Linked DNA regions of Homo sapiens: region 2 is linked to region 1. A link is a contact called in ENCODE Hi-C or POLR2A ChIA-PET data. All regions are on one chromosome and are shown on one strand. The core of a region is the stretch at or near the end of the contact, and the rest is flanking DNA. Distances in the headings are between cores, read along the strand shown.

The links. A loop is a pair of places that touch in the nucleus more often than their neighbours do. ChIA-PET counts read pairs that join two places held with the same protein, here RNA polymerase II (POLR2A). Pooled maps may share reads with other maps.
Region 2: a loop to region 1 is called in a map of IMR-90, with 13 times the contacts of the local background. The contact joins the promoter of JCAD here to the promoter of MTPAP in region 1. A Hi-C loop is called at or near these places in 3 of 168 maps with a recorded cell type or tissue (IMR-90, chondrocyte and sigmoid colon) and 11 of 50 pooled maps. POLR2A ChIA-PET finds 5 or more read pairs at or near these places in 2 of 52 experiments (AG04449 and WTC11).

What each region holds. Positions count from the first base shown.
Region 1 is chr10:30,346,951-30,350,649 of GRCh38, forward strand. MTPAP (mitochondrial poly(A) polymerase) reads right to left here and starts at 2,328. Exons shown (of 9, transcript NM_018109.4): 1 at 2,169-2,328. The coding sequence starts at 2,325. RefSeq lists enhancers at 808-1,308, 1,890-1,989, 2,000-2,069, 2,120-2,169, 2,200-2,339.
Region 2 is chr10:30,057,855-30,061,299 of GRCh38, forward strand. It overlaps JCAD (junctional cadherin 5 associated), which reads right to left and starts at 1,732. Exons shown (of 4, transcript NM_020848.4): 1 at 1,628-1,732. LOC101929256 (a long non-coding RNA gene) reads left to right here and starts at 984. Exons shown (of 4, transcript XR_001747405.2): 1 at 984-1,172. RefSeq lists a silencer at 1,675-1,844.

The DNA.
Region 1 (3,699 bases), core at 1,078-3,577:
AAAAAACAGCTAAGGAAAATGAAAATATCTCACACTGACCACGTCAAACCAATTGACCTTAAAGTATGATATATGTCTCTTTCTGGAGTTTGGTTACACAGATTGGTATAGTCTCCCTTTTCTACTTAAGCTATTTTGAGTTAGTTTCTGTTACCTGTATCAGAAAGAATCCCGAATAATACACCATGTACTCTTATTGTCTTTCTACTACAGCTCTTTCCACTACTAACATGAAACCTATGTCAAAACTAAGACCAACCTGGAAATGGGAAATTAACAGATTTTAGCTCACTATAAATATTTTTCAACCATTAGAGGCTGACCAAAAATGGAATTGACTGATTTATGCAACAATGTTCCTTATTGCTATAAACTGGTAATGAATCCTCACACTGAATGAAAAACTGAATTGGATATTTCTCAAGTTCCTTCCAATTATAAAATCACATGCTTCTAGGTGAGTATAAGGTGTACTTAACTGTCCTTCTTTAAAATGGTAAAGACATCCAAATGAGGATTTTGTTATTTCCTGCAAGAATCCCTGAATATTTAGTCGTATTATTCTAATGACACAAAATGAAACATTTCCTTAAAAAAGAAAAATAGCAAAGCTACAGTAAATGAAGAGTATAGTCTTGGAATTAGAAGTGAGTTTTACTGGCTGGGCGCGGTGGCTCACGCCTGTAATCCCAGCACTTTGGGAGGCCAAGGCAGGCAGATCACCTGAGTCTGGAGTTCAAGATCAGCCTGGCCAACATGGTGAAACCCCATCTCTACTAATAACACAAAAATTAGCCAGGCGTGGTGCCACGTGCCTGTAATCCCAGCTACTCGGGAGGCTGAGGCAGGAGAATCACTTAAACCCGGGAGGCCAAGGTTGCCGTGAGCCAAGATCGTGCCATTGCACTCCAGCCTGGGTGACAGAGCAAGACTTCGTCCCGAAAAAGAAAAAAAAAAAACAGTGGGTTTTTTAATTTTTGCCACCGAATAGCTGAGTTTAGCTTGAACTACTCAAGCTACCCTTGGACTACCCTGTTCCCTCATCTATAAAATGGAGTAACAGTTATTTCCTTCCACACCTACGCTACAGGGTTGTTTCATATATCAAAGAGCATATGAACATACTCTCAAATTTAAACACCCATACAAATGTTAAATTACAATAGCTTTTTTGGCAGAATCCTTACTCAAATTTTCAGCGTTACTTAGAAATGTTCAACAGAAGTAGCTTCCACTAAATACAATCCAATCAATATTTGAATGAAATACATAAAGATTTCTCACTGCCTGCCAATGTAAGTCTTTTATACAGTCTGATAAAGACACCAGCTTATTTTAGGGAAAAAATAGCTCCAAGGAATCGTAGAAGTCAATACATTTTGTTTAATAATTTGACTAGAAGTCTAAATTAACTGAGCTAGTGACCTTGCCTAAGTTATTTACCTCTTTGAACCATTTTCTACATCTGTAAAATGGACACAGTGATACATTTCTTGCAAGATCGTTTTAAGAACTGTAAATAGAATACACAAGCTCTTGAGTCACAAGAGAGGTTCAATAACACTGGCTTCTCAATACACAAAGAAGCATATAAATGTAGAACGAACGCGGGACAACAGCCTGTTGCAGTGAATCCAAATCTGTTACCAGACTGATTTGGTTCAAAATGGCCAAAAAGAATAAAGTAAACGGCAGTACATTTCATAGACAGAACCCTATGTCTAGGAACCAAGAATCCTCTTGATTCATCAGGCTACAATATAACTCGGCCTCCAGCAACAACTTAATGTATCAAAATCAGAAATATACGTACACGATGCAGCGACTGGCTCAGGTGTGTAGCATTACTATCATTGGGAACACTATTTCGTCAAACTGTAAAGTGCAAGCAAACTGGGTTCCTGACCTGAATTTCATGGAAGTCTAAACAACTCCATTACTGTACACAGGAGTCGCCCCAAACAAACATCACACATCTCACTTCTGCCTCAGCAACGGCGGCGACCCTGGGTTCCCCTACAGAGATCAGAGGAGAGGAGAGGACAGGACACAGCCCCACCCTCTTGCCAAAGGGTCCACAGCCGTTTCCACAGGCCACGTGTTTCCCCGTGATCCCAGACTCCTCGCCCGCTGTGGGACGGAACTACAGGGCAAACCGGCGCCATCACCTGTCTCCACGCTCCCTGAAGGCTGCTCGTCTCTCCTAAGGTCTTTGGCCACAGTTCCTGGGCAACTCAAAAGCCTGACGATAGGCCGCTGGACTCGAGTTCTTCTCCGGGCACACAGGTTCAAACGGGTCAAGAGCCCCACGCCGGGAACCGCCATTGCTAAAAAAAAAAAAAAAAAAAAAACAGCACTAGCGCGAAGCTGAAAGGTCAGCGCGTTTTCGCGCATGCGTCGGGGGGGAGGGGGGGGGCAAAAGAAATGGGAAGCCTCGAGGGTCAAACTAGGCGAAAGAAGTTCGCTTTTAGAGGAAGAGAGGAAATTGAGGCCGGAAAGAAGATACCTAAGCTTTCAGACATGGTTTACTTCCACAGTCACACAATTTACCAAATGAAAAGTTCCATAGAAGGAGCGCTCCACCTACTCTTGTAAATAGCATCATGAAAATAGAACCAGAGCCCGGGCGCGGTGGCTCATGCCTGTAATCCCAGCACTTTGAGAGGCTGAGGGAGGTGAATCTCCTGACGTTACGGGTTCGAGACCAGCCTGGCTAACATGGCGAAACCTTGTCTCTACTAAAAAATACAAAAAAATTAGCTGGGCGTGATTACATGCCTGTAATCCCAGCTACTTGGGAGGCTGAGGCACGAGAATCACTTGAACCCAGGAGGCGAAGGTTGCAGTGAGCCGAGATCGCGCCACTGCACTTAAGCCTGTGCAACAGAGCGTGACCCTGTCTCAAAAAAAAAAAAAAAAAAAAAGTTAAAATAATGGAAAGGCTTTTAACCTCTCTGAAAGGGGCACCAGGAGCAGGCAGGGCATCATCATCTTCCTTGAACCATGTGAGGACATTTTACAACCTCTGCCAATATGCCTCAATTCAAATTAAAATTCAAGTGGTTTTGCCAGCCCCTCCTCCAAGTGAGAGGTACATACCTCATCTTAAAGCCATACGAAAGGCATTGGAGAGGACTGGTTCAGTCTTCTCATTTTGGACATGAGAAAGTGGGGCACAGATCAGACAACGACTGGCTATAGGTCACACCTGGGGAGTCAAAGTTTAAAGTCAGAGCTCTGCCCTTGATTCAAGGCTCCTCCTCAGTGCCTGTGTCATAACCAGTGGCCCTTGCTCGGGTGCCTGGGAAAAGGACATACGAAACAGTGCAAAGAAGCCTGCAACTGAAGGCAGCCTCCCCGGGGGAATACACTGCTGCTGGAGGCGAAAGGAAAAGCAAGGGGCCTCGCAATCGGAGCGTGAGAGAGGACAAACCAGCACCGGAACTGACTAGCCAGCTCTGTGTTAGCATGGTGCTATTGCCTTGCAGGTATTTTCCTTTTTAATCATCTCAACAAATCTGAGTGATTAAACCCATTTCATGGATGAGAACACGGAGGCTTAGAGACAGTAAGTAACTTGTCTAAGGTGGCCTCATTAGAAGTTGGCTGTGCTGGCTGGGTGTGGTGGCTCACGCCTGTAATCCCAGAACTTTGGGAGACCAAGGCGGGAGGATCACCTGAGGTCAGGAATTCCAGACC
Region 2 (3,445 bases), core at 482-2,981, 290 kb before region 1:
ACAGACGTTATGGAAAACCAAACCACTTTAACAAACTCCCAATGTCACACGAAAACCAACACAAGTCCAATGAAATAGAATCTGCATATGATTTCCAAAAAAGCCTGTATGCATTCTTGCTTTGCCGGGTGGTCTTAAAATTCTAAAATGAACTGACATTCCCAAAGTTTTACCTGTACAGCCCATGACCCTCAGTTCACACCATGCAGACTGCCTTTTTTTGCCAGAGCATTTCTGGCTGCCCGAATCCTACCCATCAGGCCCCTTCCCCCAAATCCCTGTATTTTGCAACCCTAGCCCTCAATCTCTGGGTTATCTATTCCTTGTAAATCTGAAAAGACAAAAGACCGGAGAAGGAAAACAAGTTGTGGGAGAAACATCACATTAAACTGTCAGGACAGGAAACCCTGGGAGTTGTGTGGTCTGCACCGCCCCACCCCTCTCCCCAAGACTAAGACCAAGCTACTAGATTTGGGGAGGGAATGAGGACACGGGAGGCGGGTGGAGTGCGTGCGGGGGTGGGAGAGTGGGTGTAGGTGTGGGGAGGTGATGTGCCCAAGCTAATTCCCCCAAGGCCTCTCTACTCCTTAAGCGCGTGGATGACCAAACACCAGGGCATGCCCAGGTAGCGCTGGCCTAAAGTTCTCGTTTTTATTTTCTTCTTCAGTAGTGAAATCACAGCTTCTTTACAAATGCCCAGAAGAATCCCAGGCGCTCTGCTTCTTGACGGAAGCGAGAGGGGCGCTTTTTAGCAGCTAGTGCTGGGCCCCACTGTGGCCAGGGCATCGAGGCAAACCCTGGCATTTTGGGGGTGAACGGACCCCGACTGGAGACGGGGGAAGTAGAGGGTGCCCGCGGAGATCTGAGCGCAGAGACCCTAGGAGGGCGGGTTCCAGATCCCATAAATGAGATAATTAACGGGATTTACAGCACTCCTAGGCGGGGCTCCTGCCCTTCTCCCATCCCACGCGCAGCCAGGAGCCGGGCGGCCCCGGGCACTCGCTGGGAGGCAGCTGCGATTAGCGCCCTAATCCCCAGCGCAGACCGCGCAGAGACCGGAGCGGGAGCGGGGCCGCGGCGGGAGCCCCCCACCGTCCCGGGCAGTCCAGACGGCCGGGGCAGCGTGGGAACTGGGACCTCGGGGACCCAGCGCGGCGGCTGTCAGCTCTGGGGTGAGGTCCGCGAGATCTGGGCGCGAGGGCGCGGGAGGGGTTGGTGGACACAGGCTGGGGAGGGCGACTTCGAGAGGGGAGTGAGTGACCCCGGCCCCCCAGGCCCTCCGCGCGCCGAGGGGCGACGCGAGCGCTAACGCCAGCCGCGGCCCGCGGTGCCCGCCCCGGGACCCCCGCGCTCCGAGCGGGGCACCTGAGGGGAGGGGACGCCCCTCCCGGGCTGGCAGGCGCCCTCCACCCCGAGGCTGCCGGGCTAGGCACCGCGCGGGGGGCCCAGGCGGGGCTGCGACTGGGGGTGCAGACATCCCCCACCGCCAGGGTGGCTGGAACCGGAGCGACGTCCCAGCTGGAGAAGTTGGGGGGAGTGCGGGAGGCTGCGGGTGAGGCCCGCGAAGCGCCGTGGGAGCGGCCCTAATGGACGGTGGGAGCCAGGAGGGTTAGACGCCGGGACTTACCGAGCGGCTCCCTCATGCCGCCTCGCGCCGCCACCGCCGCCGCTCCGGCCGGCCGGGGACCAGCGCGACCCGCCCCGCCTGCAGCCGCCGAGGCCGAGCATGCCCGGAGAACCGCCGTCCGCCCCGCCCACCGCCCGGGCCCGCCCCGCCCACCGCCCGGGGCTGCCTCCTCTGCGCTGAGGGCGGTATCCAGGCCACGAGCTTCCTAGGCTTTTGGGGTCCGCCTGCGTGGGTCGCGCAGAAGGCACAAGTGAGCTGACCACCATTCCCTCTTTTCTTGTCACTTGGGTTTGGGCCACGTCAACCCTGTGGAAATGTCCAAAGACACACACACTCTCACAGATACACAGAAAGCAAACATATTCATATCACACAAACACACAAAGATGTATGCAAACACACTCATATACACCCACACACAGATGCACACAAACACACTCACAGGAAACAGGCGCACACAAACACATATACAGGACACACAGGTGCACACACAGTCACAGACAAGTGCACACACACTCAAATACAGTCACACGCAGGTGCACACAAACACACCCATATACAGTCACGCACAGATGCAGCCAAACACACTGACACATATACATACATACATGGGAACACAGTATGGCTATACACACACACACACACACACACAAACGCACCCACATAACACATCGATATTATGAAGAGCAGAAAACAGTGATGGTGACAACAGCTTGGGATTTACTTCTTTCAAAAAAAAGTCTGAAGGAGTCTGGAAGCCACCTTCAGATCAGCTGGCCCATACTCTCCTGTGGCAGAGGAGGAAACTGATGACAGGAGCAGGATTTGCCTACAGGGCAGGGGTAGGAGGAGAGATAGGAGGAGGTCAGTGGGAGAGTTCAGACCAGAATGAACATTTGGGGTCATTTGGGTAACCCCAAACCCACTCCATATTTCTCTTACAGCGGGAAGGGGCAGAAAGATTAGACTGCTGCCTGGGTCTGCTCAGGGCGAACGTTTTCATAATTTTGGAAGGCAGACAGAAGACAAAAAATGTGAAATATTGCTGATGCATTGGGGAGAGACAGGGAATGTTAGTTAAGTCCACCCAGACAAAACATGGATGGCACAGCAGACTGGTGACCTTGCCAAATTAGTTTTCAGAAAACTACTTAGCCACATCATGATTTTAGGACTGTATTTGCTGTCGAAACACCAATAACTAACTTTTTTTGCTCTATTACCACATCTGAGCCCTTCCTATGTATTATTTCTTTTAATCCTCATCACAGTTTGATGATATGGGCACCACTTTACAGATGAGGAGTGGGCTCAGGGACGGGCACAGATGGCAAGCTGCAGAATCTAGCCCAAGACCCTCGCTCTGAACCACCAGAGCAAGGTCGTTTCTTTGTTCTCTTGAATCATATGTTCCTCATGGTTAGTAGCAACGTATAATCTAACACAGCATAAAAGCTAAACACACTATTGCTGGAAAAGAACGAACAATGTAATTGAATGTTGTATTGTGCATTATCAGGAGTGCGTGGGAGGAAACCAGATGGTGGCGATAGGAGCAGGCAGCATGATTAGGGGCTCGAGAACCAGGTAGCTCAGGTCCCGGGCTTGGCTTCTCTGCCACTTTCTAGATGTGGTACTTTACTTCTGTTAGCCTCACTTTCCTCTCTAACAAAGTGGGGGTAATGATGGTTTGCATCTCATAGGAGAGTCATGAGAATTCAATGAGATGATGCCTTCTTATCACTTAGTTCAGGTACATGTAATAGTCAAGAAAATGGTGGCCGGGCATGGTGACTCATGCCTGTAATCCCAGCACTT